2 separate regions of the Homo sapiens genome follow, and region 1 is linked to region 2. Evidence: chromatin loops called from intact Hi-C (ENCODE). Cell type or tissue: dorsolateral prefrontal cortex. All regions are shown on one strand.

What was found. Hi-C counts contacts between places; a loop is a spot of excess contacts. Peaks named below come from ENCODE experiments on the same cell type or tissue, not always from the same donor. Only the 100,000 strongest peaks of a DNase experiment are listed, where the experiment ranks them.
Region 1: a loop joins it to region 2, with 5 times the contacts of the local background. A loop is called at or near these places in 4 of 110 quality-filtered maps.

The regions. Positions count from the first base shown.
Region 1 is chrX:145,726,881-145,731,880 of GRCh38, reverse strand. No RefSeq gene overlaps it. Among named protein-coding and RNA genes, the nearest start is that of SLITRK2, 88 kb to the left of the region's middle. In dorsolateral prefrontal cortex, no CTCF peak of the experiment used is centred here; DNase peaks (open chromatin) are centred at 2,080 and 4,174; H3K27ac peaks cover 3,641 bases; H3K27me3 peaks cover 2,920 bases.
Region 2 is chrX:145,819,429-145,824,428 of GRCh38, reverse strand. It overlaps SLITRK2 (SLIT and NTRK like family member 2), which reads right to left. Exons shown (of 5, transcript NM_032539.5): 2 at 3,893-3,955; 3 at 2,545-3,081; 4 at 2,276-2,424; 5 at 1-2,046. The coding sequence starts at 2,003. Among named protein-coding and RNA genes, the nearest start is that of SLITRK2, 4.1 kb to the right of the region's middle. In dorsolateral prefrontal cortex, no CTCF peak of the experiment used is centred here; DNase peaks (open chromatin) are centred at 2,938 and 3,401; H3K4me3 peaks cover 4,842 bases; H3K27ac peaks cover 4,735 bases; H3K27me3 peaks cover 4,746 bases.

The DNA.
Region 1 (5,000 bases), 93 kb after region 2:
TCTTCGAAGAGCTTCTCAGGCTTTAAAATCAATCATCACAATAACTATTTGAGATTGGTATGAGTAGCATCATCATTTTCCAGATGAGGAAATGGTGGCATAGAGAAGTAAAAGGATTTGCCCAAGAACACACACGTAGTCAAGGTCAGAGCTGGGGTTGAAAACTGGGCAGTGTGACTCGAGTGTTTGAGCTCTTAATTTCCACATGCATTAACTCTCTGTCAATTATTCCCTAAGTTTCCTTTAATCCAGTGACATTTATTCATTCATCACATTTTTATTGAGAACATAGTACATACCTAGCACTTGGCTGGATGCTAGGAATGTTGCAGTGAAGAAGATAGGCAAGGCTCTAAACTGACACATGATATTAGAGAAGGTAATGACACCCCACCTGCCCCCTGCATGACCCCAACAATGTCCCTTCTCTATTGGTAAAAGCTGCACCTGCTGCCCAGTAAAAGGCGATACTGAATCAAGAGAAACTCCATCCACTTTCATGACTCAGACTAACTGATAGGACTTTGGTTCCAGTTCCTTCTGTGCTGGGATTGGCTAACATATGTATATAATGACCCATAATTCAGCCACTGTATAAAATGGGATTCATACTGGAATATTTGATCTCTGGAACCAAAACATTTAACTCGACAAGCAAGCATATTAATTGATAACCTGTGGTTTCACTATTGCCCTTGGACAAAAAAAAAAATGGCCTTTCTTGTTTAAACTAAAGATCGTCAGTCTGCACCTCCCTAAGGCAGTCTGGGTCAGAGTCAGCATAAGACTAGATGGTGCACTTTAAAATAAAAACACATGTCTACTTGAATTTGTATTTTGATACATTATTATGATAAATACTTAGCGTTGTTGAGTAGTTTCATAACATTAAAGCTGAGCTGATTAAAACATTTAGAGAACAAGGTAAATGGGTGTTCAAACTGTTCTTGCTTTCAGGTTCAATGATGAATAACTGAAAATTCAATTTTTAAGGATAACAATAGGAGGAAAGAAAACACTACCTTTTGAAAAACGGATTTCAGCTGGACCATTCTATAGTGGAATGAATACCGGCTATTATCTAAAAAAAAATGTATTTTACTTATCTCAGAGTCAGATTCTATATTGCACCTCTCTGTACTTTGACTCATCTTAATCCGCATCCTGCCTGTTTTATTCTGGTTTTAATATCAATTTTGTTTTATTGGCTTTGGTATTAAGAATCACAAATGCTAGAAATCAGTATCATATTTTGGATTAGCCAAAGTGAGGTATCTTTGAATTCAAATGCACAGATTTTGACATGGAGCTCAGGACACGGGCCCTAGGAAATTTTGTATTATCCATTCAACACACATTTATGACAGGCCAGGCCTTGTGCTGTGGGTTGGGATACAAAGTTCAATAATATGTATTCCGTGGCTCAACAAGCTTGCAGTCTAATGGGGAAGTAAGACACAATGAGATGACTGTAAGATGGGGTGAATCCTGAGAGATATCTGGAGCTGGGTTAATTCCAGCAGGAGTGTTCATCTGTGGCTGAGGTCCCCAGATGAGGACCATCACAAAACCATCCAGATGGGAGCCATAGGTTAAAGTAGTGGTAGTTAAGGGGACCAGCTTGTGCGTAAGCCAGATCAGTACGAAGGCTCTGTTCTAGGAAGTAGAAGCTATGAGGCCTTAGGCAAGTAATTAGATTTCCAAGCATCTATTTCTGGAACTACTGAAGACTTTTATGCAGAGGAAGGATATACTCATATATCTGCTTTAGGGAGATTTCTTGAGCATCTGTGTGGAGAGTAGAGGGTTGGAGGAGGCAACCCTGGAGGCAGGAGCAAAGAGGAGAGACCTGAGCTCTGTTGAGGAAATCAATGCCTCCAAATGCAGGCTCTTTTATATGCATTGCCCAGCATCTGGCAATGCTGGTGCTGACAATGATTCACCATATACAGTACTTACTTCAGGTTTGGCAAGTATCCAGGGACAAGCGAGGAAATCTATTCCTCCTCTCTGCTCAGCACACAGGGCCCATTCAGTATCATTCCTTTAGACTACGGCTGGGCTTCTTGCCCTCCAATCCCCGGGCTCCACCAGCCCTCGGGAAATGACAGGCCCTGGGAATCAGAGAGACAGTGCCCTTCCTCATCACGCTCAGCTGCCCTACTGTCTAGGAGATCATGAATTGTCCTGGAGGCAGCGCTGCTTTTAGTGCCTTTGCTAGGAGGGTCTCCTGGATGTAAACTCTGTCTGGCCCTAGCCCCCCAACAGGATGTGGGCAGCCTGCATCTCCGCTGGACTGGAGCCAAAATGCCAAAGCACAGCACCTTCGAGTTCCATGCCTCCAGAAGGGCTTGTCCCTGCGCACTGGGATGGTGCTTGTTTGCAAGGTAGATTTTAAAGCAGTTTGCATTTTTTTCCATAGCACTTTTACTGCTCTGTCTTTGGAGTTGCTCTTCAATAACAGTAACAACAAAAATAAGGCCTACGCCTTTTTGTCTATTGAGGCCATTGAGGAATGCTTCCATAAAGAAACCTGTTTAACTTTTCTTAAACCAGATTCTTCAATGTATTCGGCATTGAACTCTTTTCCCATACCTCTGATAATAGCTCTATTGAAATGACTTGAATAAATGCTATAGTAATTAATCTAGGAGGGGTAGGAGGGATCCAGAAAGTGTAGTGTGATGGAGAAGGCCTGGTTTGGGGTCAGCTTTGTACATTACTAACCATGTGAATGGACAAGTTAGTTAACTGTCTAAGCCTCTGTTTTCTTTCTTTAAAATGGAGATAACACTCAGCCAGACACAGTGGCTTACGCCTGTAATCCCAGCACTTTGGGAGGCCAAGGCGGGCGAATCACCTGAGGTCAGGAGTTCGAGACCAGCCTGGCTAACATGGTGAAACCCCGTTTCTACTAAAAGCACACAAAATTAGGCAGGCGTGGTGGTGTGCACCTGTAATCCCAGCTCCTCAGGAGGCTGAGGCAGGAGAATCGCTTGAACCCGGGAGGCAGAGGTTGCAGTGAGCCGAGATCGCACCATTGCACTCCAGCTTGGGCAACAAGCGTGAAACTCCATCTCAAAAGAAAACAAACAAATGAACAAAAAACACTGAGATAACACTCAATTTGAGGATTGTCGTGAGATTTATCTGAGATGCACTACATAGATCTTCTGGTATATAACAAATAATTGGTAGTTATTATTCTGCAGTATGGGCAAGCATGAATCTGGGCTCCTGGGAGTTACTTCTTCTAGTACAATTGTATTCACTCATTAAGGTTTCAGCTGCAAAACCTGCAATTGACCCAAATATGATCTATTTGCAACAGAACAACAGTAGGTTTATTTCAGGAGTTAGGGTAGAGGCAGAATATGGAATGGGGCTAAGTGGAAACTTGAATGTGTGCTTTCTAGTAATGAACAAGGCAGGCATACCTTCTAGAAAAGATCCCTAGTCTTCAAGTCTGTGATATTAATAGTTAACAGATTTCGTCTGTTCATTGTTATTTCTGTTTTACTACTTACATAGGAAAATAAGGCACTGGATATAAGCTATGAAGACATTTTGAATAATAAGGAAAGCAGTGTGATTTGGGGGGTCCTTTACATGCCTAAAACTTTTACCCACCTGCTGGCTGTTGCTAGAAATCACATATCGCAAAGCTCGTCTTTCCATAGTTAGCTATAAAACTGCTGCATAGATGACGGAGGGATGAATGGATGCACGGATGGATGGATGGCTAGATTCTGCACAAACTTCCAGTGCTGTTACCTTGATAAATTGTCCCTTCACAGACAATATTCCTTTTCTTGTGTGAAGATATCTATTTTGTAGCCTCCAACTCGTCTCTTTTCCCGGCTACAGGTCCCCAGTTTCTGCTGCTGTTGCCCACATGTCAGTCTCAGTCTCCCAATCCTCTGACACTCTGACTGCCTCACCGTTTTAAGCAGGTTCCTTATCCACAAACATCTCTGCTAGGGGAAGTCTAATTCACAGCTCATACTTTTCATCAGAGCTGTCAAATACATGCCATAGACACTGGACTCTCAGAAACTCCTGTTCCACTGGCGCTTGCCATTCTTTTGGAGTTCAGAGGTCAAAGGACAGGAAAGCTCCTAGTTCTGTGAGTGGGAGGGGAGTAACAGTGGGAACAAACGTCAGCAGATGACACTCCCTGACATCGCTTCCCCTTTCTCAGAAGTGGTGTTTTGTTGGTTGCTTTCCCACAGCTGAACTTGTCATAATGGAGCTCTGTTCTCCCACGGCTTGTTAATTGCAGCATCGCTGGGTTAAAGAAAAAAAAAAGAAAGCCTTCAAGAATGTAGGGAATCTTGTCTTAATTCATTCTGATACCTAGTCCCCTACTGCAGTGTCACTTTTCAATCTTATTTTTGATATACCAAAAATTATCAATTCAAAGTCATACTGACATACTCAGATTTCCAATATTTAAATAAACCTTTATGCTAATTAAGTGTAAATTACATTAGCTATATCGGGTTACAGCACTGCGTATCATCCAACAGTTACATAATCTTTTGAATTCTGTCAAAACAGCGTTAGCTTTTTTTTTTTTTCAGGGGAATCTCTGTTAATATCTTGTGAATATCTAGGCCCCTCAGTGAAATTTTTTGACAACTAATTTTCTAGAGAAGCAAATACCAGTTATACTTGGAGTTGGCTTTGATCCTTCGATCTGGTGATGATGTGGGTGTGACAGTAGGGGAGGAAAAAGGCTGAGTATAGTTCACTTGGTGATTTATATAGCTCCTTTCACAGGATTAGAGTGAGAACCCTAAATAAAACAGTATTGTTTGAAGCCATAATAATTAGGAGGTTTCTTTTTAGCTGGACTAAATTCCAAAGCTATCCCAGGGGCTTGGAAGTCAGAGAGTCCATTTCATTCTGTGCTTAAGAAGCATTCCTGTGAAGGAGTCCTGCTGATTCTGGGGATTAAGGAAGAACTTCCTGGTGGTAATTAATTAATTGCATGTAAC
Region 2 (5,000 bases):
TGTAATTGAAAGGAGCTTACGTCTAAGTTGTTGGTATTCCTGGGAACGCTCGGCACTCCCTTTCGGCGTTTCAAGACAAAGACGAATAAACCAGCCCCAAAACAGACAGATAAGATGAAAACAACAAGCAATCCCAGAATTAAGACAGACAGTGGAACTTCAGTGTGTAGTTCAGGATAGGAACTAGGAGACACACTAAGCGACCGAGGTGTGTCTGTATTGTGATTCATTGACAAGACGGTTCCATCTGACAAGTTTGGGCTGTCTGGACAGATAGCCTCCCTCCCCAGAAATTTTAGTATCTCCCCTGCATGCTTAGCAGGAGATTCGCAAGTCACCTCATTAATGATGACAGGGGAATTGGCATGTTCTGTCCAGTCTTTCAGCCCCATGATGTCACAGGTACAGTCCCAGGGGTTCTCCTGCAGATCTATCTGGATGAAAGCCGGGAGCTGATCCAGAACCCCTTTCACGGGCAGGTGAGAAAAATGGTTGTTTCTCAGATTCAGCCTGGTTAGGGCCGTCCCCCCAAATATATTATCAGGTAAGGACCGAAGAAGGTTGTTGTTCAGAAACAGTAGCTGTAGGTTAATCAAAGCATCAAAGGTCAGAGGCTTAATTTCCTTAATGACATTATACTCTAAATAGAGATATTGCAAGCTCTGCAGTCCATCAAACATAGAAGGGTACAGCACTTCAAGGTAATTGCCATTCAGATAAAGTCTGCGTAAACTGGTCAGGTTTGTAAAGGCACCTTCCTGAATGACTGCAATCCTGTTGTTTCCTAAGTGCAGTAAGTCCAAAGAACTGTATTCTAAGAGGTCATTCTTATAGACAGTTTGAAGATAGTTCCCTGTTAGGTAGAGTTTCTTTGGACTGGTCGGTTTGGGCTGCAGGTCAGAGATATTAGTGAACTTCCTTTCTTGGCAGTTTACATTCAGACCATTGTCTGAGCTCTGAGAGGTGCAGACACAGCTGCTGGGACAGGTGAGAGGCACAGGAGACTTGGTCTGGTACACCATGATGGGTCCAAAACTTTGCCTGTCCTTTGACACAGTCACTCGAGGAGTTGGACGATTTCTCATTTTGGGCGGCCGGCTGGCTTTCGGAGCCCTGGTTGGGTTGAGAGCAGGATTCATTGTAGGTGACAGCCTTTGGACGTGGGTGTCAGCATGGCTGCCCCTCTGACTGGAATCACTGGCACTTTTTCTGGGACAGAGGTCTTGCCTGGTCAGCTGGGTCACGTCTTTCCCATGCAACCTAAAGGGAGTCTCACAGACAATCTCTCCCACAAAAACAGTTATGGTGTCTAGCCAGGCCTTGAGAGGAAGTAAGTCACAAGTGCAATTCCATGGATTTTCCTCCAGCTGAATCTCCATGATCCCTCCAATATGTTCAAGGACGCCAGCAAAAGGCATTACTTTTAGCCTATTCCCCCTGAGGTCTAAGTGGGTCAGCAGGACAAAGCGGAACACATTGCTGGGCAGTGAAAGCAGAAGGTTGTCATTCAGGATGAGCACTTTGAGCTTGTTAAGTTTGCTGAATGCCCCAGCCTCGATGGCACTGATGTAATTGTAGTCGGCCTGGAGATACTCCAGGCTCTCCAGGCCTAGGAAGGTGTCCTCCCTCAATATCTCAAGCTTGTTGTTGTTGAGATGCAGTCTTTTGAGAGTTTTCAGGCCACTGAATGCCCCCGTTCGGATCTCCTGTAACCCGTTGTTACCTAGGTGAAGAGTCACCGCGTTGGAGTAATTGACAAATTCGTTTGGATACAGTCTTGTCAAGAGGTTTCCATTGAGAAAAAGCTGATAGATTCGATACTGGGGGGGCTGGAGCAGGCTAACTGTTGTAAATCCTTTGTTCTCACAGTTGATATTCAGTACGTTTTCCTTTTCTTCGCACAGACAGCGGATCTTGCAAATGTCTTTGGCAGTTTTGCGACTCTCTGTCTGTAAGATCCCGGCCACGGTTAACACACTGAGGAACCAAACGCCGCTCAGCATCTTTAGGCACCTTCGGTGTCAACTCAGGTACCTACAGGCAAACCTTAGGTGGGGGCAGGGGGAAGAAGCGGGTGCAGGGAAGAAAGAAACAAGGAAGCCCGATTAAAAATGGTAAAGCAAGGAGGCGGAGTGGGAGCGAGGGAGAATGAGGGGGTTAGCAACACGGCAGAATGAAATCATTGCATTTTCCAAAGCGGTTTCTTTTCTCCGCTCCCTATTCCCCCATCCCGAGGCCACCCACACACGCGCCCCGGGAACACACATGCTTGCACCTGATTTCCCGGGGGGTCGCAGCCAGCCGCCAAGTCATTAGTAACCGAGTTGTCCTACTAAATCCTGCCCATCTCCTCCTCCCCTGGGGTATCTCGAAGAGATCTCGGGCAGCTCGCCCGTCTTGAGCTCCCAGCAGAAATCGCAATCGCTTTAGGAAAAAAAAAAAAAGCGCAAAAAGGGGGTGGGAAAATCAGGAATCAGGGGGCTGGCGGCAGGTGTAGAGGAGAGATAGAGATGGGAAAGACAGTGCGAGGTGGGGGTTACTCACACATCAGGAGAAGACTGAATCCCTCTCCTCTGCAGTCCACCAGGAGTTTAGCATCTTCAGGAAGTGGGAGAACAAGGTAAAATAAGACGCTGCTTCCAGGGGGGATGCCCTGCTTTTTGTTGGTTGATTTAATTTGACTGGGGGTGCGCAGAAATTAAAAATCCGACAGGAGGCAGGAGCGGAAGAGAAGAGTTGGAGCTGAGGGAAGCCGAGCTGCCAGGGAGGGACTGGGGTGCGATTCTGTAGGGAGGTCGGAGAGCCGGCTGGCCCGGTCGGCGGGCGAAGGCGACGACGGAGCCTGGGCGCGCGTTTCCAATTCGGTGGCGGTGGCAGCAGTGCGTCTAGCAGTTTGAATCTGAGAGGCTTTGCAGGCTCCCCGGGACAGGACTAGGGTGACGTCACGGGGGAGGGGGCAGGCAGAGGATCCAGGGCGCGCGGTGGGGGAGGGTTGGGCAGATGCTTCCCTTCCTTGCAAGTGGCTTTGCAAAGCTCAATTCCCGGCTGCGTCAGTTGATTCTGAACTACTCCACCTCCAACCTGGCTGGCGGCAGGAGAAGCTCCTGCAGAGGGGTTTCTCAAGGAGGGGCCCTGCTAATGGCCTGGCACCTCCTTGGGCCCCTCTGTGTGTTCTCTCTCACTCCTCCCTCTTTCTCTCACCTACACAATGCCTATGGAGGGCAGGGGTGGGGGTGGGGGGTTCTTCTCCCAGATTCCCAAGCAAGGGAGAAGCGTGTGTGTGTGTGTGTGTGTGTGTGTGTGAGTGAGAGAGAGAGAGAGAGAGAGTGTGTGTGTGTGTGTGTGTGTGTGTGTGTGGTGTGCCTCTTTGCTACAGGACTGGTGCCCCACTTGCCAGCTCCTAGCTCAGATGCTCTCTGTGCAGAGAGTGGGGTGTGTGTGCATGCACCAATGTGTCTGTGTAGGAGGGTGAGGAGTTCTCTTAGGGGATTTATACTTTACATACAGAGCCCTGATTCAGTGCTAAGAGAATTCCTTTCTGGGTGGTGACCCACCAAACATATTTGCCTGGACTCTGAAAGTCAGCTCAATGTTAGCTTATAGACTGAGAAAAACAAAAACAAACCCCTTTTCTCCCTGAGGTTTATACTTAGCCAGATAATGAGGTTTAAACGTGCACTTCTTGCCTGGAGGAAGGAGAAAAGAAGTGGGTGTCAGAAAAGCACTGCCAGGCTGAGCCTCAGCTGGGAGTGGGAGCCAAAGGAAGGGTGGTTGAGCCCTCCAGGCTGCAGGGGCAGGGGAGCTAGGAGAAAAGAGGAAGCTGGTGCAGGAAGACTGGCTCCTGAGAAAGAGAGGAGATGGAAAAGGAATCCTGGCCTGAGACCGAGCTTACCTGGGTTCTGATCTGGCTCTGTTGCTAGATGTGCCACTAGCTTCTGGATCTTCCTGTGTCCATCTGCAAAAGGCAGGTAGGTAGACTGTATGGGCCCTCCCAGCTCTGATATCCAATGCGGGTTTAAATAGCCTTTCCAGAGCATTGCTAATGGCCAGGTGTTGGATTTTTGCCTTCATTATCTGTTTTCTCCTTAATTATCTTACAGCTCCTTGGACCCAAGAGTCTTCCATTGTGGAATCAATTCGCAAGGGGTAAATAATGTCTGCTGTTGCCTGGAAAGGCCTTGGTTGCCTCTGGTAGGAAGGGGGAGATGGGTCAGGAAAAGGAGGGAATCAACCAGGGAAAAGGAGTTGACCAAATGATGTGCCTGTCCCACAAAACACTTCAGCTTGCTTTCCCGGAGTCCCACTGCCTGGCCAAATGTGGAATAGATAAACACACAGATACAACAAACCACTTGAGAACAGAATGACCCTTGCTTCTCCCCTTCTCCTTCCTTGTTAAGCCTAGGTTCTAGGATTGTTCCCTTTATACAAGCTCCTTTCTCTCCGGGAAGGGCGGGGGTAGTTTATAAACTTAGGCACTAGGGCCACCTGTAGCTGGTGATCTGTGCATTATTTTCTTGAGCTTTCTCCCTTTCTCCTTCTTCTTCTTCTAAGAGCCTTGGACCAGGCATCAGAAGCCCCCTTACCCTCTAATTCTTGCTTGGCGTTTAGCAAAATACTTTCCTTCTGGAGACTCAAATTTTCCTTCTCCATAGAGAAGGGCAAACTTGAGATGAGCTCTGAGGCAGAGGGACAGCCCTGTGGATGGCCTCCCACCCTGTATTGCAATTGCATCATTAGATGGAAGCAGTCTGATGCAGTGGGAGCACAATTAAGCTCCCTTTCCTAGCAAAGGAGGCATTTGTTTCTATGTATTTCCAAAGGTTAAAAGCACATAGTTCCTAGAGCAATAAGATTTATTCATTCAGTCATTCATTCAACAAACATGTATTATGTCAATATTTAACTGAAGTAAAGACGTGAGAGCCGAACAAGACCTTAGAAGTCAGGTTCATTTTACAGATGAGGTCATTTCTTAACCAGGGAAAGTGCTGACTTAC